Linked DNA regions of Mus musculus: region 1 is linked to region 2. Evidence: chromatin loops called from intact Hi-C (ENCODE). Cell type or tissue: left cerebral cortex. All regions are shown on one strand. Links, peaks and the distances in the headings refer to the core of each region. The heading gives the core; the rest is flanking DNA.

The links. A loop is a pair of places that touch in the nucleus more often than their neighbours do. Peaks named below come from ENCODE experiments on the same cell type or tissue, not always from the same donor. Only the 100,000 strongest peaks of a DNase experiment are listed, where the experiment ranks them.
Region 1: a loop joins it to region 2, with 3 times the contacts of the local background. A loop is called at or near these places in 24 of 42 quality-filtered maps.

The regions. Positions count from the first base shown.
Region 1 is chr2:170,579,624-170,595,037 of GRCm38, forward strand. 4930470P17Rik (RIKEN cDNA 4930470P17 gene) reads right to left here. Exons shown (of 2, transcript NR_027825.1): 2 at 1-208. Gm14637 (predicted gene 14637) reads left to right here. Exons shown (of 3, transcript NR_166525.1): 3 at 1-595. Among named protein-coding and RNA genes, the nearest start is that of Gm14637, 11 kb to the left of the region's middle. In left cerebral cortex, for the core only: no CTCF peak of the experiment used is centred there; DNase peaks (open chromatin) are centred at 6,637 and 9,079.
Region 2 is chr2:170,532,135-170,547,548 of GRCm38, forward strand. No RefSeq gene overlaps it. Among named protein-coding and RNA genes, the nearest start is that of Gm40001, 18 kb to the right of the region's middle. In left cerebral cortex, for the core only: no CTCF peak of the experiment used is centred there; DNase peaks (open chromatin) are centred at 7,247 and 8,955.

The DNA.
Region 1 (15,414 bases), core at 3,324-11,323, 47 kb after region 2:
GAATCCTTGTGTCTTGCTTCAAAACTGTGTGTGATACATAGTCTCCAAGGGTCTGGCGCATCTGCAGGAGCTGAAGGGAAGAAGTGGAGAAAAGCTTTGGCGTGGGCCCAGCAATCCTGTGTATTCCCGCTTCCGAGCGCTGTTGGCGGGAGTTCATGCAGACAAGCCGACGTACCACAAAGGGAAAGTGCTGTTCTACTCATGTAGCCTGGAGGAAAAGAAAACATGTGGCTGGGGAGATGGGTCCCTTGGTAAAAGGCTTGCCTGTGTAAATATGAGGACCCGAGTTCAATCCCCATACCCTCAGAGAAAAGCCAGCATGGTGGCATGAGTTTGTAATCCCAGCACTAGGGAGCCAGACACAGGTGGACTTCTGGGGTTCCCTGGCCAGTGAGAGACCCTGTTTCAAATGGGAGGCCAATATTTCTTTAAAAATGACATCCGTGGCTGATCTCTACCTTTCACATGCTCAGACATACATGCATGAGAGTGCACATGCACACATGTGTACATACATACACGCCTGTGCACATGTGCGCACACACACATGCATGGCATTATACGAGAGGGAGAAATAAAGCTGTTTGCCAAAAAACTTTCTCGGAGTAGCCACTTTTCTTGGTAGAGGAGAAGCTGCTTAAACAATAATAAGGTCAAAATTTTTATTTTATGTGTGTGTATGTGCATGCATGTTTGTATTTGTGTGCATGCTTATGCCTGTGGAGGCCAGAAGGGAGTGTCAGAGCCGGAACACAGGTGATTGTTGGCTTCCCAGCTTGGGTGCTGGGAGCCGAATTCAGGGTTAGAGCCCTCTCAACCGCTAAGCCATCTCTCCAACCCCATCATGAGTTTTAAAAGAAGCACTTAACTTGTTGAAAATTTCAAGGAGAATAGGGAATAGTGACTTTAAAATGCAAGCCTAAACAAAGAAGAAAGTACGGCAGAGGCAGGCTGCAAGCAGAAACACCTCAGAAACACCCTGGGCGCTCAGAGCTGCAATCAGATCTAATGTTTAAAAAATGACTTTCCTGGCAAAGTTGAACATTTAGATCTGGCTTCTCTGAATTATCATCTCTTTCCTGCTTGCAGACATTCCTAACGCCATAATGATAGCTGAATCTGAGGTGACCCCAATGCTTATGTTAACCGAAGTCAGCTTTATGGGCGCCATTTGTTCCTGGATTTTCCTATAGGGATGATAGCGTGGCAGAACTGCTTTGGTTATCTTTTAAGCCTTTGCTTGGACAGAAAGGTAAAGAAGTCCAATGCCAGGGGCTTTAATTAACCAATTAATTTCCAGTCCTGTTGGACTTTACTGCTCTCCAAGAGCAGCCCCGTCCGCTCAGTACAGACCCACAATGGCAATTAGCGTTTATCCACTGTTCGTAGTGCACAGGAGGAAAACGCAAGCAGGTGGTGAACACAGCCTGCCTCCCACTCACCCTGTAATGCTAGTGCCTTGCAACCTGAAGAATTCAAAACAGTATCACGGTGAAGCAGATCACTCCTTTCCAGCAACAGACCCTGCTCTGAAGGTCAGCGTTACCTAGACAGAGCTAATCCCTGTGTGTGAACTGCAAACGGTTACATGGGTTTTTCTGAAATATTGACTTTTAGCCTGTGTGTTTTTACAGATGATTAAATAAATAGGTCAAGAGAATGCATTTATTTCAAGTCATACCTGGGAATTAAGACACCAACCAAAGCAAGCCCGACTTTTCAGGACCAATTTATTCTGTAGCTTCTGGTGTTACTGTCTTGAAATATTTCATAAACAACATTCTTTGGTTCTATGTGTGTGCATGTGTGTGTGTACATGTGTGTGTGTGAATGTGTGTGTACACGAACATGTGTGTGTCTGTGTGTGGTATGTAGTGTGTGTGCGTGTGTGTGTGTGTGTGTAGGTTAGAGAACTTGTAATGTGTATGTGTGTGTACATGAACATGTGTGTGTGTGTATGTGTGTGGTATGTAGTGTGTGTGCATGTGTGTATGTACATGTGTGTGTGTGAATGTGTGTGTACATGAACATGTGTGTGTCTGTGTGTGGTATGTAGTGTGTGTGCATGTGTGTGTGTGTGTGTAGGTTAGAGAACTTGTAATGTGTATGTGTGTGTACATGAACATGTGTGTGTGGTATGTAGTGTGTGTGCATGTGTGTAGGTTCAGAGAACTTGTAATGTGTATGTGTGTACATGAACATGTGTGTGTGTGGTATGTAGTGTGTGTGCATGTGTGTGTGTGTGTTAGAGAACTTGTAATGTGTATGTGTGTACATGAACATGTGTGTGTGTGGTATGTAGTGTGTGTGCATGTGTGTAGGTTCAGAGAACTTGTAATGTGTATGTGTGTACATGAACATGTGTGTGTGGTATGTAGTGTGTGTGCATGTGTGTGTGTGTGTTAGAGAACTTGTAATGTGTATGTGTGTACATGAACATGTGTGTGTGGTATGTAGTGTGTGTGCATGTGTGTGTGTGTGTTAGAGAACTTGTAATGTGTATGTGTGTACATGAACATGTGTGTGTGGTATGTAGTGTGTGTGCATTTGTGTAGGTTCAGAGAACTTGTAATGTGTATGTGTGTACATGAACATGTGTGTGTGGTATGTAGTGTGTGTGCATGTGTGTGTGTGTGTGTTAGAGAACTTGTAATGTGTATGTGTGTGTACACGAACATGTGTGTGGTATGTAGTGTGTGTGCATGTGTGTAGGTTCAGAGAACAACTACAGTGCCATTCCTTAGGAGCTGCTCTCCATGGTAATTTTTGCTTGTTTTTTTTTTTTGAGTTAGAGTTTTCCATTGAACCTGGAATTCACCAACTAGGCTATTCTGCCCTGCAGTGTTCCCCAGGGATCTGCCTGTCTTGGCCTCTCAGCGACACACACCACTGGGCCGTCCCACTTTTTTATTTTTATTTGGGTCCTGGGGATTGAACTCAGGCCCTCATGCTTGCAAAGCAAGCACTTTACCTACTGAGCCACCTCTCTCGCTTTGAAATGAAATGGTTAGGACTGAAGTTATTCCATTTGGGAGACTCAACTGTTTTGTCATTATAGATTAGAATTTGGTCCACATACCCTAGGGAACTGTGTGTGTGTGTGTGTGTGTGTGTGTGTGTGTGTGTGTGCTCACACACGTGTGTGTGGGATGATTTAAGATGCTTAACACATGTCTGGTGGTTTGAATAAGGATGGCTCCCATTGCCTCTTAGGTTTGAATGTCACCAGTTAAGCTATTTGGGAAAGGGTTAGGAGGTGGTCTTGTTGGAGAAGGTGTGTCAGTAGGGGTGAGCTTTGAGGTTTCAAAAGCCCACACCAGGCCCAATCACAGGCTTGCTCTCTCTCTCTCTCTCTCTCTCTGCCTCCAACATGAGGATCAGATAGAAGTTTTCAGCTACGGCCCCAGCCCCATGCCTGCCTGAGTGCCACCATGCTTCCTACCATGAAGACAGTGGACTAACTCTGAAAGTGTAAGCAAGTCCCACGCGAATGTTTTCTCTTGAGAGGGTTGCTGTGGTCACGGTGTGTCCTCACAGCAATAGTCCAGCGACTAAGACAATGTCCCTGTGACATTAAAATACCCCAACATCCTGACGGAACAACAAGAAACATTATCTCCTAGGGTTTTTTTTTTTAATTTTATTTTAAAACGTATGTGTATGAATGTTTTGCCAGCACATGTGCAATATGTGTACCATATATGTGTCTGAGCCCACAGAGGTCATGAGAGGACATCAGATCCCTTGGGACTGGAGTTACAGATGGTTGTGAGTCCCCGTGTGAGTGCCTGGGTCCTCTGGAAGGGCAGCGTCCATCCGTCTGTCCGTCCGAGTGCGCTTTAACTGCTGATTTGTCGCCCTAGCCCCCTCTCAGGGAGTCTTGACTCAGGGATTTAGAAGCAGCCAGACTGGTCCTTCTGGCTGAGGTCTCTCCTGAGTTCACTATAGATATCACCCGGGACCCTACTTCCTGATGACTCCGTGACAGAAGCTTCGCTCCTGTGGTGTTGGGTGCTGGGTGCTGGTAGACAGCCTCACTTCCTCAATGTGGGTGAAAGACTTTCTACAGGCTGTTCAGGACACTATGGTTCATGTTTGCCCAGAAAGCATGATTTGAGAGAGAAAGCTACTGGCCACAGTGTCCCTGGCTTCAAAAGCCACACCCTGGCTTAATCTGGTTTTTTTTTTGTTTGTTTTTTTGTTTTTTTGTTTTCCCTCCTGCTGGGGTTCACACCCTGTTTTGGGCTGTCCTAACAATGGGGATTTAAAGGTTTGCCCAGATGCTGATCATATAAAAGTCAGTCCTGAAAGCATGACCGTGGCTTGCTCCTCACCACGCTTCCCAGCCATGCCCAAGGCCCAAGGCACTTGGTTCCCAAGCAGCGCTTGCCCACTGGATAGAAATGAAACCAGCGAGCCAGGCACAGTTCACCATGGCGCCAGCCCTGCCCCAACAGATATTACCTGCTTCCGGCTCTGCTGTAGTCCCTCCGTCTTTGGGCCTGCTGTGGCTGGTGTGTGGGCGATGCCTCAGCTCCATCCCAGGGGAGGTAGAGGCTGAGAATGTGAGTACAGTTGGCACAGAGGTGGTAAAGCCAAGGTAGCTGGGTCTGCAGCTCCCCACTGGATGGCTTTGCCTGAAGCAGCAGGGCCAGTAGCTCAAACCAAGGGCACCCGGGGAGGCAGGGACCTCTCCAAAGACGACTTCTGAGAGCCCGGAAGTGAGCATTATTACAGATTTTCTTGAAGGCTGCCTAGTGACCTGCCTGTGTCTTGTGAAGTCGGTTTGCAGACATCACAGTTTTGATGACCATTAACTTAGTAAGGGATAAACCAAGCAAACAAGGGCAAACACACTGCTTAGTTGTCTCTGACCAAGTTACTTATCCTGAGATTTTTTTTTTTTTTTTTTTTTACTGACTGGGAGTCACCACAGAACCCATGGGCTAATTAGAAGCAAAAGCTTCCTGTCCACAGAGACACGTTGGCTGGGAACTCTAGCATGGGGGATAAAACAAACCACAGCAGAACATTGGTCTAGAACACACTGTCAACTTGCAGTCCATGTGCACTGTCACTGTGCAGTCCATGTGCACTGTCACTGTGCAGTCCGTGTGCACGGTCACTGTGCAGTCCGTGTGCACTGTCAACGTGCAGTCCGTGTGCACTGTCAATGTACAGTCTGTGTGCACTGACAATGTACAGTCTATGTGCACTGTCAGCGTGCAGTCCGTGTGCACTGTCAATGTGCAGTCTGTGTGCACTGTCAATGTGCAGTCCGTGTACACTGTCAATGTACAGTCTGTGTGCACTGTCAATGTACAGTCTGTGTGCACTGTCAATGTGCGGTCTGTGTGCACTGTCAATGTACAGTCCGTGTGCACTGTCAATGTGCGGTCTGTGTGCATTCTCAATGTGAACTCGGTGTTCCAGTTGGTGAGCATCAGGAGAGCGATTTTGTTTTCCAGGGAAGAGGGTAGATTACTGCTGTTCTTAAATTTTTGGTTATGTTGTTTACTACTGAACTATCTTTAAAAAGCATGCTTCCACTTAACATTTGAAACACAGTCTGTGAGGCATTTTCTATGATCTGTTAAACTATCTATGAAAGGAATTTTTGCACATCCTGTACACACAGCTGGTAGGTAGGAACGCTATCAAAATATGTGATTATTCACGTACCGTAAATCTTCCCATTTGCTGCCACAATACATCCTTGAGTTTACCTTGTATTAGAGTAATTAAGCTTTGAAATGGGCTGGAGAGATGGCTCAGCGGTTAAGAGCACTGGCTGTTCTTCTAGATGAATGGTGTTTGGATCCCAGCTCATGGCTACCTGTAACTACCTCCAGGGGGTCTAACACCCTCTTCTGACCTCCACAGACATCCATATGCATTTTTGCATAGATAGAAACACTCAGGGATCACATATACATACAATAAAATAAGGCTGTAAAATACAATTCAATATTCATACAATAAAACAAAGCTTTGCTTCACACTAATTGTGATTTTGAATCAATCAGCCCAAGTTTCCTCTCATTTGATGTTCACATCCATTCTTTTGAGCATTCTACAAATAGGTGCTAATATTTCCGTGGCTCACACCACTCTTGGGATACAGGAATAAGAAGAGGAGACAGGTTCCTCTCCTGAATGCCTCTTATATTTTCCTAAGGAGTTCAGATAGACTTAAATGCTCAATCTGATGAGAAGAGACTGGTGTGGTCACAGGAGTGTATTTTCAGGCCAGAACTTAGGTCATGGGCCAAGGAAGTCAGGAGGCAAGGGGGCAGAAAGGAGAATGCTAATGAAGCACATTGATTGTCTGCTCACAGATAGACAGTAACAGTTGTAGTTATTCTAAACAATTGGGTGAACTGTTTTAATATTGAGGGGGTATGGTCACAGATATTTAAGCTAAAACTTGACAGCTTTCCTGTACGCCTTTTGTTGCTTAGGAGTAGATAAATCAATAAAATATTTTAAGCCCAGAAAGATCACATTTTGGAATAAGATTCTGTGATGCATATGTCAGAAAAACAGCTCCACGGGAAACGGCAGAGCATTCAGGATGTCTAGCTGATGACACGCATCTCTTTCGCGGGTGCTTGGAGTGGGTAAGAGTAGGTGTCAAGTGGATATTTATATTCCTTCTGAATGCGTAGGCTGCGAAGATGGCTCAGTGGATAAAGTGCTTGTTGTATAAAGGCGAGGGCCAGGGTTTTCTTCCTCGGAAATCACTCAAATGTCAAGTGGGCATGGAACACGACAGTAATTCCATCCTTCGGGGTGAAGGCAGAGTCAGAGCTGGCTGGATAGCTAGGCTAGCTATATCCACGAGCTCAGAGTTCCACTGAGGGTCCTCGGCTAGGCTAGCTATATCCATGAGCTCAGGGCTCCGTTGAGAGCCCCTGGGTCAATGAATAAGGTAATGAGCACTTGAAGACTCTTGGTGTAAGCTCAGCCGTTTACACAGGCACACTTGCATACTTACTCCCACATACATACAAGTGCAGAAAATATTAAGAGTGAACTAACTTTTTAAAAAAAATTCTCAAATATATTACATCAGGCTGATCATTTCCCCTCCCTCCTCTCCTCCCAGTCCGTCCACACCCCCTGCTCCGCCTCCAACACCCCTTCTCACCCTGATCCACTCTTCTTTCCTTCCCTTCAGGAAAGGGCAGACTGCTCTGGGATGTCAACCAAACATGGCATATCAAATTACAGTGAGACCAGGCACATCCCCATGAGGCTACCCAGCTAGAGGGAAAATGTCCCCAAAGCAGGCTAAAGAGTCAGGGACAGAGACTGAAGTAACTTTTTACACGTCAGTAACCTCTCTCTTCCATAGATGACATCCTTGATGACATCCTTTTCAACGCTTGATAAGAAGAGGTAGGTGTCAACAGAGTATGTCACAGGCTTTAGAGACCGTTCCCATCTTGTTGTCACAGAGGGGCACACTAGGGAGCACAGAGCAGTTGAAGGCCTTGCAGCATTATATACCCAAGCCAGGATTTTTTTTTTCATTCCCTACGTATGTAAAGGCGCATTGACAATGTGCAGCTTCAGCGAATGCTCATCTCTGTCTGCAGAGGGGGAAATCACAGCACTTAAGTTGCTCAGTTGTGAGAATGGCAACCAGTGATACCACAAACTGTTAAACTGACCATGAGCCCTGGAATATTTTCATTTGTAGACCAGGTTGCCCCCACACTGGCTATTAATTCCTGGGGCTGAACAGCTCTCCTTAGGGAGGGAGAAAAGGAGGGAGGGAGGGAGGGGGGAGGGGGAGGGGGAGGGGGAGGACATACTCTAAAATTCCAAAGGAGATAGAAACAGAGCCCCCAGCCCACCCGGTTCCACCCTCACTCGTGTTAAAAGGGACATGCAAGAAGCATCCTTTGGACATTTTCACAAGCAACCAAAGAACATACCTAGGAAACGTATGACATCAATTAGCATACATATTAACTGTCAATTTTCTTCTCGAAAAACTAATTTAGAGCTGCCTCCCCAGCTTCTTTTCAAAAATCTAATTTGGAATTGTCCAGCTCCCTCGTCCGATCGCAGACACTTCTTCCTAATTGCACTGCACAGGCAGAGAGTGATTCTCCTTTACTGCCTAATGGTTGGATAATTAAACACAAGGAGCAGCCATCTCCTGTGTGCACTTGTTGGGAGTTTTTTTTTTAATATTTTCACTGATTTTTAATTAAAATTAAAGCTACATATTAAATTATTATTGAGGGTGTGCCATTAAGTCCCCAGGAGCAGAGGACAGAATACACAGAAGAACCGGAATGAATAGGAACAGGTAAAAGATATGCCGTCAAAGCTGCCAGTGAAGTTTTAAATTCGAGAAAGCGGCTTAATGGTTTATTGATAAAGCAGTTTGTCTGTCTGTGCCTTTTGCTAGTTCATTCAATGGCTCTGCACTTAGAGGTGAGATGTAAGGCCCTGGCTTCTGAGTGACACCAGTATAAGTTACTCGACTGTTTATCTTCCTTCCAAATGCTAGGGCAGCACTGAGTCTGGAGGGGCAGTGACTGTCTTGATGGCATCTTAATAAACTCCATGCAAGAGGCTGGAGGTTGTATTCACACAGGGCGTGTCCACTGGACCATATTCTCCCGAGGTTGGAAAATGTCCTCCTGAAATCTAGAATGCTCCATAAGTCACATCCATCAGGCTATAAACACCCAGGTCACCACAGAACTATGGCCGGAACTGTGTTTATTAATAATAAAGTACAGATTACTTGCCTGTCCATAAAACGAGGCCCCCATAGTCCAGTAGTTACAAGCCCAGGATGCAATCTACCCAATGACAATTCCTATGACGGAAAGTTGTATAACTCCACAATGCACTAAATATATGGGAGATTCAGGCCTGATCTACGGTCCGCTGAGACCCTCTGATTACTCATTCTGTCAGCATTGCTCATGAGTTACGTGTCTGTGCATTCCTCGTGAATATAAATCCCAGTCTCTGTGGTGTCATTGTGTGTAGTTAGATCATTTGTGTGATGACATTTCCCATGTGCCAAGGGGGAGAGGGAGACACTTTATGGTGCTTAAAAAAACACGTACAGTTTCCTGGCACCAGGAAGATGATCAAGAGCCCAGAAAATCACAACTTGTTTTCCAACTCCTGCTTGTGGAGAATATGTCAACCTCTACCTCAGCACACTGTGGCGATATTTTCTGGCCCTGACCTCACCTTCTGCATTGTTCTTGTTAAATTAAGAATCAGAAGCTAGACAAGCGTTCCCTGTCAAGATCATTTTCTGGCTTGTTTCCCTGGGAGCGTGTGAACTTTCCCATAGATAAAATCAGGAGGACTTTAAGGACTGGTATTAGGATGTGTTTGCCAGAAATAGCCAGTTGATGAGTGGACAGATGATTTAATTAGCTTTAACCGTCAACTTGACCGGAGCTACCTCAGAAGGGAAGCTGATACCAGTATCAGATGAGTGTGTCTGTAGGGGGATTGTCTTGATGGTAGTTGATGTGGGAGACCCTGATCCACTGTGGGAGGTACCATCCCTAGGAAAGTCATGTTGGGCAAGTAGTCCTGAGTCAGATAGACCAGGATTCCAGCCCAGTTTTCCTATGTGTGTATGAATGAACTACTGAACCTTTCTGGATATCAATATCTTCCTCTCTGAACTGGAGACAGCAATTGGTCTTGTATTAGATGTTTTGAATATTCAATAAAGTAACCTATGAAGTGAGCATCTCTAGCTGTCACGTGATAAGTGATATAATCATAGTCAGATGTTATTCTAATAAGTGACTGATGTGCACAGGTGCCTGATCACATCACTGTGTGACTGTGATGGGCCCACTTGTCCTTCAAGAGTGAGAGCCCTGGACTGGAGGCAGCTTAGTCTGTAAGTTGGAGGACCTGCATCCAGGCATGATGGCACACACTAGTAATACCAACAGTGGGGAGACAGGGATGGCAAGTTTCCCCAGGATTTACTGGGGAGCCAGCCTAATCTATTAGGTAAGCTCCAAGTCCCAGTGAAGAGCCTGTCCCAAGAATCAAGGTGGGTGACACCTAAAGCATGACACCTAAGGCCTACTGCTAGCTTGTACACACATATATGCACACACACACACGCACAAATACTTGCGTACACACACACACACACACACACACACACACACGAGCACAAAGATAAAAACACTGAAATGTTACACGCACACTACAATATAGTCTAAAAACATTACTGGTAACCTGACACTTGTTTAACGGGAGACAGCATGTAGAACTCGGTGGGAAATTCTGAAGTTCTTATAGCTTAGTTTCTTTCCTTGCCCTGTTTGTCTTTGCTCGTGGATCCAGAATTCATGACTCCTCCTGAGAGCAGCTGACAGACGTACAAAACAAAAATTTTCCCCTGAGCAATGGAATGATTAACGGGATGAATAGGTGGCCTTCTCCTTCTCGTATGATCAACTGGTTTACCCGGGGACTAGTACCAACCTTTTGATATAGTTTTGTGTTAAATGATGCATGCCTCCCAGCATCTGGAGATCTGAATTCAAATTTGAGCTGAAGTCACAAAAAAGTAGATGTCACTGTCTCTATTTAGCCCATATCAGTAGGTTCAGCATAGGGTTGACGGTGTCTCTGGGGGAGACTTGGAGCAGTAAAGGTCAAGGTCTCAGATGCAGCTGGAGGGAGGGTTTCTGAAGCGAGTCCAGGAAAGCAACCAAGAGACCACTGTGTGCACACATTGTGCGCACAGGGAGTGACAAATGCAGAAACGGTCATTACCACAGCTGTTTGTCACAGCTGAGAAAGCAAGACAACCTCATTTCTTATCAACAGGGAGACTACTGAGTAAACCATGATCCATTCACAGCCGAATAAGCCTCGTCAAATCTACGCAAGTCCTACACTCATAGCAAGATATAGTACGGCCACTGAGGGGAAACCGCTCACGCACACACACATGCACACATGCACATGCAGATGCTCACACATGCACTGCTTGTTCCCTCATAAAGAAGAGAGAATCATACACATAGGGCAAGAGAGCACAAACCTAAAAGCTTTATGCAGCAGTAACGGTTTCTCTGCAGGGACAGAGAAGGCATGGGAAATAAGGAACGAGACAAATGCTATTTCCTCTTAAAAACACAAAGAGTTAAGATACACCAAAGTATTAACTACCATTAAATCTTGGTGGCATGTAAACTGTTGAAACTTCTGAACGATGCACATTTTTTATTATAATGACATTTTAAAGGAAGAGATATGTTCCAGGCCATTCGTGCAACACCAGGAACTTAACAGCCAGCGCTGCTAGAACGTGCCAAATATGCAACTCTTCCCCAAACTTAATCACAATTGCAGCTATAACACGAAAGAATGTTTTGGAAGTTGCTGAATTTTCTTTTAGCAGTAAAAGAAGGGGCTTACAGGGCTTGGGAGATGGCTCACTTGTTACAAATGTTTTCTGGTCCTCCTACTGAGGATTGGGGTTTGGTTATTGGCACCCACATGGGTGGCTCACAATCAGCTGTAACTCCTGGTCCAAGAACCCTGACATCCTCTTATGGTTTCCACCTGTATCATACTCATACCTGCATATGCACTCACACATGCACACACTCACACCTGCACAAACACTCACACCTGCACACACACTCACACCTGCACACACACTCACACCTACACACACATTCACACCTGTACACACACACATGCATTCACACATGCACACATACTCACACATGCACACACACACACACTTGCACATACACTCACAAACATACACACACACAGGCACACATACTCACACACAGATGCACACATGCGCAGGAATAAAAATTTAAAACAATTCTAAAAACAATAAAAAGGCTTTCAGGGAGAGAATAAATGCCTCCTTCTCGTGCCAGTCCTTACCCTCAGAGCTCTGTGTGGAATACCATGACGATAGATAAGGCAGTCTGTGAGTCTCCCCCTCTCAGCTCCAGTCTACACTCCTCTTAGGAAATGTATTTCTGTATCTTGTTCCATCACCACAGCTGCCATAATAAAGGGCCACAGTCTGAGTGGCTTAATCAATAATTTATTTTCCCACAATGCTAGAGGCTGGGAGTCTATAGTGCAGGTGTCAGCAGGATTGGTTTCTTCTGCAGCCTTCCCCCTTGGCTTCCTGTGTATCCCATATCACCCTCCTGTGGGCACTAATATCCTCATCTTCTACGAGAAATAAGGAGGTGGCTAGGAGCCCATGCTGCAACCCTCATGTTAACTTATGTCTTTAAGGGTGGTGCTAAAAAAAAAGGGTTAAAGGTTAAAATGCAAAGTTTGCGGCACTAGGGAAGATGAATAAGAGGACCTGTAGCTGGACCTAAGATGACTAAGCCAAAGAGATAAGATGAAGAAAAAACGGTGAGCCAGTGACCCTAGGCAGGCTCCTCTCTCTCCAAAGCCCTTGATTACTATGTGGAAGGTACCGCTGTCCTTCCGTGTATCCTTGCTTCTGAGGCATATAATTGCTAAGAGAGTAAATTACACACAGGAAAGTCTCCTAACAAGTAGCTACAACAAGAACACTCCACAGACAGGGAACTAAACTTGAGGTAACCGAGAAAGAATGCAGCTACATCTTGGAGGCTGGCATAAGTGATTTCTCTACCAAGGGAAAAGCTACACGCTGATCAGTCATGTGAATCTGAGAACAGAGGGTACTCGGCATAATTAACAGCCAGAAAAACACCTGTAAGGCTTAGCGGGTAAGGCCAGCCCCGGCTGACACGGAGAGGCTAGCCAGCAGTCAAGATCAGGAGCTCACAAAGCACAGATGGACAGAGGGGGGGCTGCAGCTGCTCCCACCTGGGTGGGTAACACATGCCCACCTACCTGGTTGGGCCAAGGGACATACACAGAGTGTGTGACTCCTCCATTGGATTGGCTCATGGCAGCCTAGAGAGTTAGCTGATCTCAATAGAGATGACCCCAGCCTGTGCCCGCTTTCTGCTGTGGCCTCAAGGGAACCCTAGAGAAGGAAGTCTGATGGCTTTTCCTCTTGGGAACACTTCCTAAATTCTTAATAAAAAGCCTTTTCTGCTTTGTATAGCTCCACAGATGTCTGTCTGCCAGTGAGGGCCCACATCGTCAACCTTCTTAGTATGAAAGAACAAACGCAGAGCCTCTGTCCTAGGTTCATTTTTCATGACTGTGAGTGCCTGCCATCTTAGCCTTTTGGGTTGTATAAGGAGGAGCCATGAAAGATCGCTTTGCTCTAGGCAAAACCCATCTGTCTGTGTATGTCTATCATCTATCGATCTCCTTCTATCTATGACCTATCATCATTATCAGTGTTTCCCTCTAGTGAATTGCACATTATAACCCCAGAACTTGGAACACCATCTTGCAGCCCTATTTAGAAATGGAGCTTTTGCAAATGTAATTAGAATAGATCCTACCTGATTAGAGTCAGCCCTAAGTCTACTGACTGATACATCTTTATTAGGAGGAGGGGATACATAGGGGAAAACCCAGGGGGAAGGCAGTGTGTGGAGATGGAGTCAGACTATTGTGCTATGACTACAAGCCAAAGTTTCCAGGAATTTGATGGCTACTATTAGCCTGGACCAATGCTCAGAGAAGATTGGGCTAAAGCCTCCAAAACTATGGATTCTGAGCATATCTTGAGTTAGCACATCTGACATCGGTTTCCCCAGCTGTGGTAGAACATACTTTGTTAATTTATTCTATTCAGTTTCTGGTAAATTTGGTGTGTGTGTCGGGGGGCAGTGTGTGTGGTTGTGTGTGTAAGTCTGGGCACATGTAGGCCACAGACAACTTGAGTGTTTGTCTTCATCTTCCAGCTTGTTTGAGACAGCATCTCCTGTTTGTTGCTGTGTGTGCCAGACTACGCTGGCCCCTGAGCTTCTGGGGTTCTCCTGTTTCTGTTTCCCATCTTGCCATAGGAGTGCAGGGGTTGCAGATGTGCACACACAGTCAAAACACTCAAGCACTGAACATAGAACATTTAAAACTGTGATGAGATGGAGAGGTAACTGTAGAAGATGCCTGATGTCATTTTCCAGCCTTGACACATACATACAAAAAAGAATAAAAATTTAATCACTCCATTACTGTAAAAATAAGGTGTTTAGGAACCTTCTCTACCTTGTTCTGCATCCTTCCCATCAAAAAAGTGCCAGATGCATGATGGGGAAGTCGTTCATTGTTTTGGATCTGCTGTGTGAAGAAAAAAAGTGTGTCTTTTTTTAGAGCTTTTAAAATATATCCCCAAATTTCACATCAAAGGATTTCCAAGCATCAAACAAAAGAAATAGTTCTTTTTTTCTCTTTGCAATTTCATTCAAATATAACTACAGCAATTAGATCTGTGTGATCCCAGAGTCCTCTCAGATATGATGATCTCTCATGAGTCCGGAAGTAATTTGATATGCAAGCTTCCTGATGTAGTTATTTTAGACTGCCCACGATGTCAGCAATTATTTGCATTTTGTATTTTCTCTAGTACGAGTCATGCCTCAGACTATTTAATTAGATCACATGTGGGCAGAAGAGACGGAAATTAACAACTTGACACTGCTTGATTTGAGTCATGCTTATATTTTAAAAGTAACCATTGTGGATTATGATTCAATGAATATCTTTCATCTTATCAGAAATCACCTTATCGGTAAGAAAGAAAGAAAATTACAAAAAAGGAGCTCTTAGCTCTGCAATTTTTAACTAGGCAATCAGTGATTATCAAGATAAGTTATAAAGTAGAAGAAAAGGTAAAAGGATAAAATGAGAGGATGATCTAGCGCCCTCTTCTGTCCTCCAGGGGCACCTGCATTCGTGTGCATACACACACACACACACACACACACACACACACACACCCCAAACTAAGTATATATGTTCCAGGATGTAATACCTACTGTGGTGTTGCTGTCATACTGTCACACTAAAAGAAAACTGAGCCCCTTTGTCTAGCTCTTGTTTTATTCTGGTCATTACTCTTAATTTTTTATTCTCATCTCCACAATTTTGGCTTATCCACATTTTAATATTAATTCAAGGAAAGAAGCTATTTTGTTTAAGGTAGAGGAAAACAGAGAAACAGTTTTCAACTTAGGTGCCCTGGCCAGTAGACCTTCTATGCCCCAGCTTTTAGCCTATGCAGAAAGAAGAGCCAAAGCTTGAGAAGGCCAGTGCTAGCCAACAAACAACTACACCCTTGTACCAAAGCTGCTGTAGCAGCTGAAAGGGGACCGATGGAATGGTTCAGTGAGAAACAGCCACAGTATGTGCACAAAGAAATAATAAATAAATGTAAAGTCATTTTAAAAGCCAACAATGAACTCGGGCTGGAGAGATGGCTCAGAAGTGAACAACCTGTATTCTTGCAGAGGAGCA
Region 2 (15,414 bases), core at 3,929-11,928:
ACAGAGCCCGTTGCTGTGAGCATTGTCAGGTTCAGAAGACTCACCCTAGAGCTTGCTAACAGGGCACTCTGCATTGGTCTGTCCTATGACAGAGAGTAGAGAGAGGGAGGGGGAGTAGAAGGAAGGGGAAGAAGGGTAGGGGACGGGGGCAGGGCGGGGGGAGAGGGAGAAGGGAGAGTATAAAAATATGGAAGCCACAGATTTCTGTCACCTAATCTAAAAAAAAAACCTTGGCATCTATTACCTCCACCATGGGCGGTTGACTAAAAGCAAGCCACTAAGTTCAACCCTAAGAGGCTGACCCAGGGGGATCGCACCAAGGAGCGCTGGGCACAGGATGGAAACACCATCCGTAAGTCTGTCCAGTACCTTTGCTAAGGGGACTCTTAGCAGACAGAGAGACTCCAACCTATCAGGCAAGTATTTTTGGGGATTTAAAAAATCGTTTTTTCATTCATAGGTACTATTATTTTCCAAACTAAATTGTTTTTTTTTCTCTTTCTAGATAACAAAACTAATTTTTTTCTCTCTATTTGAGAAAACAAAACAAAACAAAACAAAACAAAACCCACAAGCTTGGTATTTACTTCATTTGTAAAGGATTTTATATATTTGGAGACTCCTGGTTATTTTTTTAGGAATAGACAAAGTAGCAGCTGGGAATTTGCCTACTGAAGAGGTGACTTTTAATTAATTTATTTTTAAATATCTATATGTGTGTTTGTAATGTGTATAGGTGAACATGAGTGCACTGCACATGTGTGTGCCTGCAGAGGCCAGAGGCTGACATTGAGTGTTTTCCTGGACCGTGGTTGGTCCACCTTCTACTGAGGCAGAATCTCTCATTCGAACCCAGAACTCACCGATTTGTCCGGTCTAGCTCACTTCCAGATCTCCTGCGTCTGTCTCCTGTACTGGACAGGCAGCCACCTGTCTGCTTGGCACTTAGATGCTTTCTGGAGATCAGAACTCCCGTCCTCATACTTCTTTAACCACCTCCCCGGCGTGCCTTTGCAGGGGCAGGGTCCGCTTTACAGCTTTTTTACGTGGAAAACATCTTCAGGGTAAATGGAAGAGAAGTGACATGGACCTACCAAGTGGCTGAGGGAAGGCCAAGTTGTCCCATGACAAGACTGATGTGTGTAGTTAGACAGAGAGAGGTGGTGTCAGAGGGATGAGTATGCATTGTACAGAATCATCCTTGGAGCCAAAAGGTCACCCTCTCCATCAGATCTGCTGCCTCCGCTGGAGAAACATCATCTCAGCTGGACCTGTGGACTATCTCCGAGAGGAAGGGGGTGGGAGGTAACTGGACCCTGACCCAAGTATATACAACTGTTCCTCCCAATTTTGCCCTAATTGCATATGGCGTTTATGTCTCAGGCGGGGCTAGGGAAGACAGACTGAGGGTGACCAGAGGGAGAGGACCCACCTAAAAAGACATGGGGAAGAAGCCATCCTCCATGCTGGCTTTAGCAGCCATCATCTATACTTGGTGTAGACTTTTCAGTGTGGATTCTTTGGGGGTCACCCATGCCTGAAAACGCTCACTCATGGTCTGTTAGGAAGCCCCACAAGCTCATCGTTTCTCCAGGGGGAACGGCTTCACAGAGAAGAACTGGGCCTGAGGAAGAGAGGGTAGGGGCACTGACTCCCTCCATCCCCAACCCAGGTCTGAAATCCTCACGACAGCATGTCACATAAACGGTTTTCGAGAGCCTTCCCCACCCTACTCCCCGGCCCCATTTCCCACTATGGTATTTAGTGCGATTTTTTTTACTTTATTCAAAATCAGACTTTTCAAGGAAAGGGTAAGAGTGGTTAGAAGCGACTCATTCCTCTCTATGTTAGAGAGTAAAAGAAAATGTGTCCCCCTTTCTGAATGTGTGTGAGTGTGTGTGTGTGTGTGTGTGTGTGTGTGTGTGTGTGTGTGTTCTCATGCGCACAAGTGCATGTGCCAGCACACTGATCTTTCTTCTAGGCTTCATCACTTATTGGGCACAGGAAAATAATGGAATTAAATTTCCTCTTTTTCTTGTTCTGCAAACCTCCAGAGGGGCTGCTATAAATGCCACACCGACTTTGTTTCCCGAAAAACAATTTTCCTGTCAGCCTGACGGGTCCCTTTGACACACCCTATTATTAGTCTGTGATGAATTCTTTAAAGAGCATCAAACTATAGACTTGAGCATATTTTTGTCACTTCACCAAATTCCCCACTAACTCGAGGCTCTTTTCTGAGTCACTAATTATTCATAAAAGCTGGCAAGATTGCTTTATTTTATCCTTCCGATGAAATGCATTAAAGTTTAAGGAAAACCCTTAACTGAGCTTAAAATGTCAAAGAGACGTTAGGAATTGCAAAGTCATTCCCAGCTAAAATGAATTAAAGAAGAAAGGAAGGAAGGAAGGGAGGGAGGGAGGGGAGGTAACAGGCAGACAGTGCTCAGAAACCATTATAGAATGGGGCCACTAAGCAGGAACCAGGAAGGGGGATAGGGTGGGGCTGGGTGTTCATGGCTTTCCTCCTATCACTATACATGGTGCCCTGAAAACCACCCTGGAAAATGGGGCGGGCGGCGGGGGGGGGGGGCGGGGGCGGGGCGAAAAGCCTGAGACAGAGCAGCAAAGATGGGACTCCTACAGTGAGCCACTGAAACTTCTGCTTTCTCTCCAAAGTCTTTAATCTCAGGATGATACTCAAGAAACAGAGGGGTTTAAAAAAAAAAACAAAAACAAAAAAACCTCAGATAATTTAGCTGTGTACGTCAGGAAGTCATTGGCTCAAGCTCACTAAACACATCACATTTGCGCATGCGCGCACCCAGGTACACTGTGTCTGCGTTGGTAACGTTCCTTCTCTGATGACACTAACGGTGCGTTGTGAGACATGATCTCTCAACCTACGTGATCTCTCAACCGACCTACAACCTGCAGACTAGGCTGGGCTGGTGGGCCAGTGTGCACCAGGGGTCTGCCTGTCTCAGCCTCCCTGGCAATGGAACTACGTGTGTGTGTGTGTGTGGGGGGGGGGGGGGGGGGGTTGCCACTCCAAGTTTCTCTTCTAACAAACTCTGGCAGTCTCTCGGTGACATCCCAGAAGTTGGCACGCATGTCTTTGACAAGAAGACAGTCACTCTTTCTCCAACAGCCCACGTTTGATCTTTAACCAATGCTATGTATGTTCTTGGCCGCGTCAGCTCTTCACAATGCTATGCACCGCCATCTTGTCAAAGCTACACCTTCTCTTGCCTGGGACATACCTAACTTTTGTACCAGTTATTTTCCTGTTCTTGTGACAAAGTTTGACAGAAGCGGCTTGAAAACGAAGGGCTTATTCTGCTTCGTGGCTTAAGGTTCCAGTCCATCATGGCGGCAGGAGCTGGAGACAGCTGCTCACATTGCGTCTCTAGTTGGGAAAGATGCACTGTGGCGCTCCACTCACTTTCCCTTCTTTATTAATTGTGGGATCCAGTCCATGGGATGGTGTCACCCACAGAGGGCAGACCTTTCCTCCTCAGTTAAACATTTCTGGGAACTCAAATAGACCCACCACTGGTATGATCCTAAGTCCCATGAAGTCGTCAATCAGAATCAACCATCACAGCTTCCTGTGTGTCCTGCTTGTCTCCTGGCCTCTGAGCCTGCTTTTCTACAGTGCATGAAGAACAGCCATGGTCATATTAAAAAGTAAATTAAATTATATTGTTCTCCTGCTCAAAATTCTCAAGTGGCTTCTAACTGTGCTTCTAATTAAATCCATGCTAATTACCAGGTCTTATAAAACCCTAGATCACAGGGCAGGAGACTGAGCCAAATCTCACCTGCTCCCATAAATGAGGTTTTATTGCAGTATAACTATGCCCACTCATTTACATATTACCTATGGCAATGCTTCCCTCTGTGATGGCAGTATTGAGTAATTTTGATGAAGGCCAAAGGACTTAGAGAGTCTAAATATTACTGCCTGGTTCAGTAAGGAGGGGCTTGCTAGCCCATTCCAGATGGTATGCCCCTGCCTCCCTGTCTGAAGTCATCACTAGCTCCCTCCCCTCTTGTGCTCTCTCCTGCCACCAAGTCCCCCCCCCCTTCCTTGAACTCCCTCTCTTTCTCCCACTGTAGAGTTTCAACATGTGGTATGTGTTGTGTTTTATAGAAAGATACAGGGAAAAGGGTGTGGTGGAGGTGTAGTCAGGTGTGGGGGCAGGGGGTGCCTCTGCAGCCCATGCTGAGGCATCCCTTCCCCTGAGGGAGCAGCCATAGTATAGAATAGAGTTTATTCGGGTTACAGAAAGAGGAGTTGAGGGAGGAGAGACAGAGAAAGGCAGAGAGAGAGAGAGAGAGAGAGAGAGAGAGAGAGAGAGAGAGAGAGAGAGAGAGTAGAGGAGTAGAGGCCAGCCATGAGCTCATGGAGAGTGGGGAGGGGAATGGGGAAAGAAGGTAAGGAATGGGAGTAGGAGAGCAAGAGAGAGGGGAGGGGGCAAGCAGCCCCTTTTATAGTGTTGCCAGGTAGCTGTGGGGCAGAGTCTGGACTAAATGCCAGCAGTATGTCCTGCCTGGGATGCCCTCTGAACCACAGGGCTCACTCCCTGGCCTCATCTCAGCTCCATTCCACGGTCACCGTCCAACCACATCCCTGGCTTTGTGTCGCTGCCTGACACACACACGAACTCATTGTTTTCTCTGTTTCCATCAGCATCTAAGTTCTATAGAATCAAGGATCTTCTCATGTATGGATGTTTGGGGTGCATGTGTGTGTATATGGGTTTGTGCCTATGGACATACATTGCAGAATGTGTGTAGAGACCAGAGGTGAGTGTCAGGTGTCTTCCTCAATTGATCTCCACTGAGCCTGGAGCTCTCTGGTTGGGTTAGGCTGGTCAAGCTATCTCTGCTTCCCCACTGGGAATATGGGCTCGCACCGCCACACTTGCTGTTTTTATGTAGGTGCTGGGATTTGAACTCAGGTTTTCATGCTTGTGCAACAAGCACTTTCCTCACTGGTACTCAGTGAGGAAAGGCTCTTAAGTGAGTCCTTTGTTTAACCCATAACAGTACCAGGCTGTGGTAAGTACTCATTGGTACTTGTTGGGTAAGTTAACTTAGCAACCAGTGTCTGTGAGGCAGGAGCTGTGCTCAAAGGCAGCGAGTGGTGCAGGAAGCACGCATGCCTATGGCTCTCCAGATTTTTCTAAGACCTGAGATGGAAGGCAAATGTCCTTGGCTACAATGCATTATCATAGAAGGCCTTGAGGTCCAGCGCATCTGTAAGGCAAGGCTGCAGGTTCTGGGGCCCAGCATCTATAATCCTGGATTTCAAAACATGAGGTAGGTGCTCTTCTTCCCCATGTTCTTTCTGCTCTGTGAGAATGACACAAAGCTGCCAGCTCACTAATTTTGTCAAACAGGACATTTAGAGCAATAAGACTACAAAGTGTGAGAGACAGCTAAGCAAGGGGCAAAGAGACGGCTCAGAAGCAAAGGCACTTGCCACCAAGCCACCAAGCCACCAAGCCACCAAGCCACCAAGCCCGAAGACTGGAGCTCAGTCTCCAGAACTCACAATGGAAAGAGTCAACTCCAGCAGATTGTCCTCTGATGCAACACACACACATACACACACACACACACACTCACACACACATACACACTCACACATACACACTCACACACACATACACACACACACATACACACTCACACATACACACACTCACTCACACACACTCACACACATACACACACTCACACACACACACTCATATATACACATACACAGACACACACATACACACTCACACATACACACACATACACAGATATACACAGACACACACACTCACACACACATATACACACACTTATACACACACATGCACACACATACACACACATACATACACACACACTTATACATACACATACTCACATACACACACACACACACGGACACATACACACACTCTCACACACAGTTACACACACACACTTTAAGTACAATTAAAAATTTTTTTTTAAAGATGAGAAAAATTTAGACATGGGCTTCATATTATGCGGTATCAAGGATTTAGTCATTCTTGGTGATACTGGCTTGCTGTGACTCTCCCGGTCCCTAGCGATTGTTGGCTGACATTAGACCCCGAGGGCAAATGGAGCAGAGATGATAGAGGGGCATTCAGAAACCCTGTGATTACTTACGGTAATGACAACACTGGAGCCAGCTGTGAGGAAGCAGATTAACTTTACTGGGGTGATTATATAGTTTTGAGGACTCAGGGGGTAAGAACATCCAGGGTGGGCAAAAGTCATGCCTGAAGGCTTAAGATACTGGGAAACACCTCATTAGCACAGAGAGGCATTCCAGGAATCTCAGGTGCTAGCTTACCAGGCTCATACTGGGAGGAAGAAAGTTGATCCTGTAATCTTAGGCTATGAGATGGTCTACAGGTAGAGGTCAGAGAAGGAGAGACCCTGCTGGTAAACGGAGACCGCCATTTTGTGCTAGGCCCAGAAGACTATCTGGACCATGGTAGACTTCGCCTGTAATCAGCATGGGAGCAGCTTGTGATGATGGTTTTGTGGTCTGCATTTTGCTTGGAGAAGTGGATTGAAGTGGAGAGGTTGCAATGGCGGCCAATGGTGGCCAAGATTTGCTCTACAGTGACCTAGCAGCAACAATTGCAAAGGAAGCCCCACCCCATAATCCCATTTCAAAGAAGAGGAAAGGAAAGATTGGTCCTTCCTCACCTGACAGAGTCAGTCACTTCAAGGATGGCCTCCTGTTGTTCTCCTGACCTCACAGGAGCGTTTGAAGAGGGCGGGGGGAGGAGAAAACTTACATTCATGTCTTCCTCTTTTCCTTGAACACCCATGGAGAACCTAATATATTTAAGGCATACAGCTAACAGGCATGAGGCTAAGGTTTGAATCCAGGCAAAAGGACCCTTAGCATTCCAATAAAGAACTTCAGGTGGACCAAAACACACCAAGAAACCTCAACTCTGGCTCTGTGGTGGCTCCTTCATCCCCTTTTTGCTTCCATCCCTGCTGTTGGGTCAGGAAGTCCAGGCATAGGGAAGTGTCATGCGCAGTTGTTCTGGGGTTGAGAGACAGTGCTCCACACAGAACCCCAAATTCTGAGTACTTGAAGTCAGATTTCTGTTCTTGTTCCTTCTGTCCTTCATCCTCACGGTGTTCAATGAAGCCAGAACATAAACAACAGATGGCGGGAGTGGGCGAGCGTCTGAGTGTAGCTTTATCCGTGCCCACCTCATTCTCTTTCCTCTCAGCTTGGGCTAGTAACATCCCAGCTCCTCAGCAAGCCTGAAGATATCGATGGCACCAGTGGTGAGAGACAAAGTGTGTGAGGATCTCAGAGTCTGCACCCCTTTGCCTGAGCTGCCTTCTGTTCAGAGTCGTGGACAGGAAAGATCTTGGTGACTGGCAGTCAGTTATCCCTCCTGACAGCTTTACGCTGGTACCGGGAGCTCTTACACATTTTCTGTCTCAACACCACTGTGCTCGGTTGGCACTTACAGCATCCTAGGGGATGAGAACGCAGCAGGTGATGTTTTACAAATCCAGCCCCTCCTCCTTTGCAGAGTTTATTGTGTGTCAAGCACACTGTGCACAACTTGTCACCGCCTTCAAGGGACCTTTCTGCGCCCCCCTGGGAATCAACTGCTGGTGTATGATGAGCAAGCTGTCTGAATTCTGCCCACATGTTACAGGTTGTGCTTGTCAATCTTTGATTTTTTTAAAGATGCTTTCAATAATTTGCTATTGTTTTGTTTTGTTTGTTTGTTTGTTTGGTTGGTTGGTTTGTTTTGGTTTTTCGAGACAGGGTTTCTCTGTGTAGCCCTGGCTGTCCTGGAACTCACTTTGTAGATCAGGCTGGCCTCGAACTCAGAAATCTGCCTGCCTCTGCCTCCCAAGTGCACCACTCCCAGCTTTGTTTGTTTGTTTTTAAGTCAGAGCCTTACTACCTAGTCCTGGCTGGCCTGGAAGTTGCTGCATAGAGGGATCAGGATGGTCTTGAACTCACAGAAATTTGCCTGCCCCCGCCTCTTGAGCCTGGGGATCAAAGGTGTGCACCACCACCACCACCACCTCAGTCTTTTTTGGGGGGTGGCGTGTGTGTTGGGGGAGGGGGGTGTGCCGCAGTGCCTGACCTGTGGAGTCGGTTCTCTCCTTCTGCCTTTGTGTGGGTTCCAGAGGTTGCACTCAGTTCACCAGGCATGCATGGCAGGAGCTTCCGCTGGCCGAGCCATCTCTCTAGCCCATTTCTGGCAATCTTTTGGCATATGGTTCTCTTTTAGGTAGGTGAGATGGAAAAATGACAGGCCATAAATCACACACTTACTAAGTGCTTGATAATGATTCAAACTTGGAAGCTGGTCTCTAGTTCTCCATAGCTAATCCCTGTGCAATGCAAGGGTTTTTGTTTTGTTTTTTAAATGTGAAATGTACACATAGACAAAAAAAAAATCATGACATAAACGAGTTTAGAATAAACCATATATACAATCTATAATATGATATATATATATATATATATACTCCTTTCGATAAGATGGCAGCTTTTTTTAGGCAGAAAGGAGAGAGGAGAGAGAGAGAGAGAGAGAGAGAGAGAGAGAGAGAGAGAGAGAGAGAGAGAGAGAGAGAGAGAGAGAAGAGGCTGTGATCTTTTTGTGATCTTTTTATCTCTTGCCTTGGGCAGTGGAACTGAGTCCCACCTCCCTGCCCCCTCACCAGGTAAGACTTGGTGATATTTGGGGACATTCCTGCCTATGTAGCTTGATGTGAATACTGCTGGCATCTCAAGGAGGAGGAGCTAAAGATGCCACTAAGCATCTTGTCTCAAGGGATAGCACCCTGCACAGCAGGGATTTATCCATCTCCACATGTGACGCCCTGCCTGGTGAATGGCAAACACAGTTCTGTTGTTCCATATGGATTTTGCTCAGTGAATTGAAAGTCATGTACCCAGAGCCTCTACCCTCTAGCCATTCCTCAGCTATGAGTCTGCACGTTCTGGAAGCCTTTCTGACATACGTGGACCGTTAAAACAAATTCTGGTCAATCTGGTTTATTTTGCATTGTCTTCTTTTACGTTCCCAGTCTGCCCTTCCAGGAAATGCTAATGTCTGCCTATGGATGACAGATTCAGGCCAAAAGCATATCTTATAAAAAGCTATAAGAAACATTTGAAAGTTTAAAAAAAGAGTGTGAATTTTACATGTCTTTCTAGACAGAATTTCAACCATGCATTTTGGATGCTTTTAACAACACTAAAACCTTCTTTCTATCCAGCTGCTAAACCTCCCAAGGGCGAGTCTGTTTTCTTGACTTTATGCTTCAATTTACTAAGTTTTTAAACCTGATCTCACGTAGCTCAGGCTAGCCTCAAATTCAGTGTGTACCTGTGACTGGCCTTGAATTCCTGATCGTCTTGCCTCTCTTTTCAGAGTTCTGAGAATATAGCCTAGGGTCACTAAGTCCACCACCCAGTGGGTTTGTGTTTCTTTAGCTCTCTGTAGAGTATCCTTGTATGTATGTATGTATGTATGCATGTATGTATGTATTTTTATTACATTTATTTATTTACAGAGATGGAAGAGGGAGAGGGAGGAGGAGAGGAGGAAAGGGGATGGGGAGAGGAAGAGGGAGAGGGAGAAAGAGAGGGAGAGGTGCACTTGTGTGCCATGATGCACAACTTTTATGAATTTTTTCCTCTTCTTCTACTGTGAGGATCCTAAGGAATCAAATTCAGGATGTCAGGCTTGGCAGTAAATGCCTTAAGCAGCTGAGTCTTCTTATTAGCCCTCTTTTGTGGTGTTTAAAAAATTTTATTAGATTTAATCATACTGTTTTATATCTGTGTACCATGTATGTGCAGTGCCCACAAGAATCAGAAGAGGGCTTTGATGACCCTGGAACTCAGGTTACAGATGGTCATGAGCCACCATGTGGGTGGTGAAAATCAAATGTTGGTCCTCTGGAAGAGCTGTCAGTGTTCTCAAGCCCTGAGACATCTCTCCAGCCTCCTGATACTCTCAACAATTCAACTTTCTTGGCAAGAAACCCCAGGCGCAGGGAAGTTGCAGGATCCCCAGCACCACACAGCCAGGAGCGTGTTAATCTCCTGCTACGGAGCCTCGTTTTGTGTGACTGATGGCTGTGTTACTTCTATTCTTCCCAGATGCTATGCTCTTCCGAGACAGAGTTTGTGCTGGAGTACATGGGATGCCGGGCCTGGGGGACCAAAACGAATGAGGGAGGGAGTGTGTGGACTGGACCAAACACCCATGTTGGAAATGATGCTTTTTGCCATTTATCATTGACATCATGCCCTAAGGATGTGCCATCAAGCTAGATACCCTAGCCTATGTTATCATGGCCCCAACTTTGTGGTTTAGCTTGCTCTGTGTTCAGCTACCCACAGTCTACTGCAGTTCAAGAACCTCATATGGAAAAGTCCAGAAGTAAACCATTTCGTGTAGGTTTTAAGTTGCATACTGCCTTGAGTGACGTGATGAAATGTGAAGGAGCCCCGCTTCTTCCTGCCTGGATAGGATTTTCCCTTTATGTCCACACTGTCTTCCCTTTATGTCCACACTGTCTTTCCTTTACGTCCACACTGTCTTCCCTTTACGTCCACACTGTCTGTGCTCCAGCTCCTTAGTCAACAGCCCTCCTGCTTATCAGATCAACGCTCACAGAATGGCTATGCGTGTGTTAGGGTGACTCTTCTGCAGAAGTCTAGTGCTGTGTCACTGGGCCTGTGCTGCCTCCTGCACACCACCTCACAAGGTGGCACCATGTCAGCTCATGCCGCCATGATGGGAGAGTACAGCCAATATAGCCAGTAAGGTATTTAGAGAGAGGAGACCTCAGTGCCCCAGCTCTGAGCACCCTGCATGGCTGTGGCTGTTCTGTTAATGCGGACACAACACAACTTTCAACTCAGAGTACAAGGGAAATGGATTATTCTCGAGCAAATTTGAATGACTGTAGCTATAGATCTCCCCCGCATTCCTGATGTGGAAGCATTTTTCAGGGAATTTTATAGAAACAAAATAAAGAAAGTAATAAACGCATTGATATCCACCTCTGGCTGGTTTTATGTTAACTTGAGACAAAAATAGGGTTATCAGAGAGGAAGGAGACTCAATTGAGGAAATGCCTCCATGAGATCTAGCTGTAAGGCATTTTCTCAACTAGTGATCAATAAGGGCAGGCCCAGTGGATTGTGGATGGTGTCATCCCTGGGCGGATGGTCCTGGGTTCTATAAGAAAGCATACTGAGCAAGCCACAGGGAGCAAACCAGTGAGAAGCACCCCTTCATGGCCTCTGCATCAGCTCCTGCCTCCAAGTTCCTGTTCTCTGTGAGTTCCTGTCCTGACTTCTTCAGTGATGAGCAGCAATGTGGAAGTGTTGAGGGACCAGATCTTGTGTTCAGACTCCACCAATCAGGAGGAAAACAGAAGTTAAGTTTATGATTTGACTCCCAGTGCCAGCCAATTATGTTAAAGGACACAGTAACCGCCCCCCCCCCCCCCCCCCCCCCCAGTTAGATGCTTGCTAGGCTAGAAGCACTCAGCCCTTGCTTGCCATCTCCTGTCAAACCTTGTCCTGAGGAGAGTTCAGGGTTACTTCACCAAACCATGCTGTGGGTTGGCAGTGAGTAAGCCCAGGTGTGTAAATAAGGAGACCGGATTACATCAGAGTCGGCTCTTGGTTGGTCTTTCGGGGCTTGCAAGGAAGGGCTTTCTGGTTCAACAGTGTAAGCTGAATAAACCCTTTCCTCTCCAACTTGCTTTTTGCTCACGGTGTTTTGCCACAGCAGCAGTAACCCAAGACACCACCCTCAGGGAGGTGGTTCCAGCAAAATGGGGGAATCTCTTCTAGAGACTATAGATGCTATCTGAAAACTTAACTTTTGGTTGGTGGAAGCAAGTGGTTTGCTATGTTAATAGATTCCCAAAGGCCATTCCCTATTAGGATGTTAGTTCCTCCAAAGAGGTGGGCAAAGCTGTTCATGGGGCTGAAGCTAGCCCAAAAGATGGTAATTAGCCTTGGGACCTGCACCATTTCAGCCTCTCCATAGCACGAGGTCTAATTAGCCCTCGAAGACACAGCTTCTCTCTGGGAATCATTGCTCATTAACTCTAAGAAAAAGGAGGAAACAAGACACACTGGCAAGATGCCATGCAGAAAGAGCTGCAGTGGGCAAGTGAGCTTCCTGGAGAAGACTCACTGTTCTGCTCAGCACTAATGGGCATACCCTGGAGACACACGGACCCAGGGGCCATGTCTCAGGGTTGCTGCCATGTCTTCTCATGTTTGTCCTTCCTCATAGGCCTGGCATGGAGTGAGTGTGTGTGTGTGGTGGGGGGGGGGGGCCCTCACTGCCTATAGCCTGGTGTGATTGCTTCCTGGGTGTGATATCCCCACGCTGTTGGGCAAGTTTCCTGCAGATCAACATGAAGATAAATTTTCTTGAGCTCATGCTGCTTAGATGAATTCATGGTTTCATGGAATTCTTGGTTTGATTTAGTTTTAGAAAGCTAGTTTTTGTTTAAATGATTTTGGGGAAGTTAGGGTGGTTGATGGAAAGTTTAATGTTAGTATTAAGACTAGAATGTGCCCTTTCCTCATAGACTAGCAAGAGCTGCATAGTGAGCTCTTAACTGTAGTAGCAAGAAAAGTAGGCTGGGGACAGGTAATGATCCAAAGAAAACATTCATTCCAGGTTGGGGTCTGAGCTCCTGGATCTTGTGATCTGGGGATATGGCCACGGGTTTCGGTGTGCACCACGAAGAGGAAGGCCAGGAACAAAGAGTTAAGTCATTTCATTGTGTATGTAAGAACAGAGAACAGGTGATTAGCCAGGTTAGCTAATCAAGACTTCCAAAGTAAGACTTAAGCTAGATGACGATGTTTCTTGGTAAATACAAACCCTCACCAGCCAAGCCTAGGAAAGGACTGACTCTTCCAGGCTACCTTGCTTAAACGTTGTTAATCAGTGACAAAAGAATTATCGCTTTGGGGTTACAATGAACTTGTGGAGAGACAGATGGGAAATGTTTAGTTAGGTATGAATTTCAAAAGAAGAATACGTAACCAATAATCCCGTTGTGATTCCCTTTTGTGTAATGATTTAAAACTGTTTTTGAAGAATATGTTTTTGTGGTCATTGTTCTTAGCGAATAGGAACTTGTGGTTATGAGTTCATTTTCTTCTTACACAAACTTTGTCTTAGGTGGTATGAAAGGGCTAAGGGGAAAAAAAAATAAAGTTGTTGCAGCTTTGCTCTGTCCATCCAATATGTCTGTCTGTCTATCTGTGTATTTGTGAAGTTATAGGAGCTTGTTGGAACTTGCTTCATCCATCAAATCTCTCCCTCCCTCCCTCCCTCTCTCTCTGACTCTCTCTCTCTCTCTCTCCACCTCCCTTTCTCTCTCTCTCTCCCTTTCTCTCTCTCTCTTTCTCTCTCTGTGATTTTCTCCCTTTCTCACCAGCCCCCCAAAATTAAGTTTTGCTCCCTCAGAAGAAGTCTGCTGAGTCACTAATCTCTGACTCCACACTCGGCCCTCGGCTGACAAGCGCAGTTGAAGCTGGCCTTTGACAACACACAGTCAGTTTGTGCAAAGGACACTGACAGTTAATTACCCTTCAAGAATGAGATTTATTGACACAAACAGCATATTCTGCACATGGATATCTCCACTCATGAGCTCACAGCAGCTGTCCCCGCCTGTACGAGACATGTAGCAGATCAAGCCAGTCTGCACCTTAGCCTGGAGAGGCTCATGAGCCCCCACCCCCAACTGAAGACTTCTGAGAGAGGTGACCCCGCCTCCTTTAAGGTTGTGGCTCCTGGTAAGTGAACCACAGTCCCGGGAATGGCCCCTTTAGTATTTGGGCAGTGCAAATTAGACTTGATGGGCTCTTAAAAAAGACTTAATGTTGGGGAAGGGTGGATCTGGGAGGAGTTGGAAGTTGGGAGTCAGGGGTTGATATGATCTAAATGTGTAGTATGCATGTATGACATTCAAAGAAAACAGAATAAAGAATTTAAAAAGAGCTTTATTAGGAGAAAAGACCTCAGGGGCATGATCGGGATTTGAGCTGATTCAGTTTTAGAAATAAACAGCACCCTATTCAAAACCAGCATGAAAGGGCCTTAAAGGGAAGGAGAGACTTCCCTTAAAACCTGGAAAGGAGAGGGAGAGTAAGAGAGATCCGAAAAGAGGTTGCATCCGTGAGAGAGTTGGTGTGTGTGAGGGTAGGGCCGGAGGTGCCTTCCCAGGGAAATCCTCCCTAGACCCCAGCAGCAATCACCCCAAAAGGGGATACTTGGTTCTTACTTGCTTTCATGGGGGCTCAGGGAACTTCATACCATGTGATTTGGTTAAATACGACAAGGAACATGAAGGAACGAGGTATCATAGACAAGGAGCTATAAAAACCACGGCCCAGGGCTGGAGAGGTGCTCAGTGGTTAAGAGCATGATGATCTTACAAAAAGGACTCAAGTCCAGTTCCCAGCACCCATTAGTCTGGGTTTCCATTGCTGTGAGGAAGCACCATGCCCAGAGAGCAAGCTGGGGAGGAAAGGTTCATTTGGCTTACACTTCCATATTACAATCCATCACTGAAGGAAGTCAGGACAGGAACTTAAACAGGGCAGGAACGTGGCAGGAGGCAGGAGCTGATGTGGAAGCCGTGGAGGGGTGCCACTTACTGGCTTGCTCTCCATGGCTTGCCCAGTCTGCTTTCTTATAGGACCCAGGACTACCGGCCCAGGGATGGCACCACCCACAAGGGTCTGGGCTCTCCCTCATCAATCATCAATTAAGAAGATGTCCTATAGCTGGATCTTACAGAGACATTTTCTTAATTGAGACTCTTTCCTCCCTGACAAGCAGCTTGTGTCAAGTTGACATAAAACTATCCAGCACACCGTGATGCAGGCAGCTCACAACCTCTTGTTAGTCCAGCTCCAGGAGCTCTCATGCGTGAGGCACCTGAGGAGGGCACCTGCACTCACACACAAGCGTGGATAATTAAAAATAAAATGAAGTGAAAGAAGTCATTTTGTTGCTGTTTGTTAAAAAAAACAAACAAATAAACCCTGTCACAGAGAGAGAGAGAGAGACAGAGACCGAGACAGAGAGAGACAGAGACACAGAGAGGAGAGAGACACACAGAGAGACGGGGGTTGGGGAGAGAGGGGGTTCAGGGGATGTGATCTGATTTCTTCTGGCCTCTTAGGGGCTACTGAAAGGGACTGCCTGTGCCCTAACATTCTTGTGCCTAAATTAAACTATATCTTAGTTATCTATGATATATACTCACAGTGAGTCTGGAGAGATTGCTGCATTTGTCCCTCATGGTTGGTTAATTGTC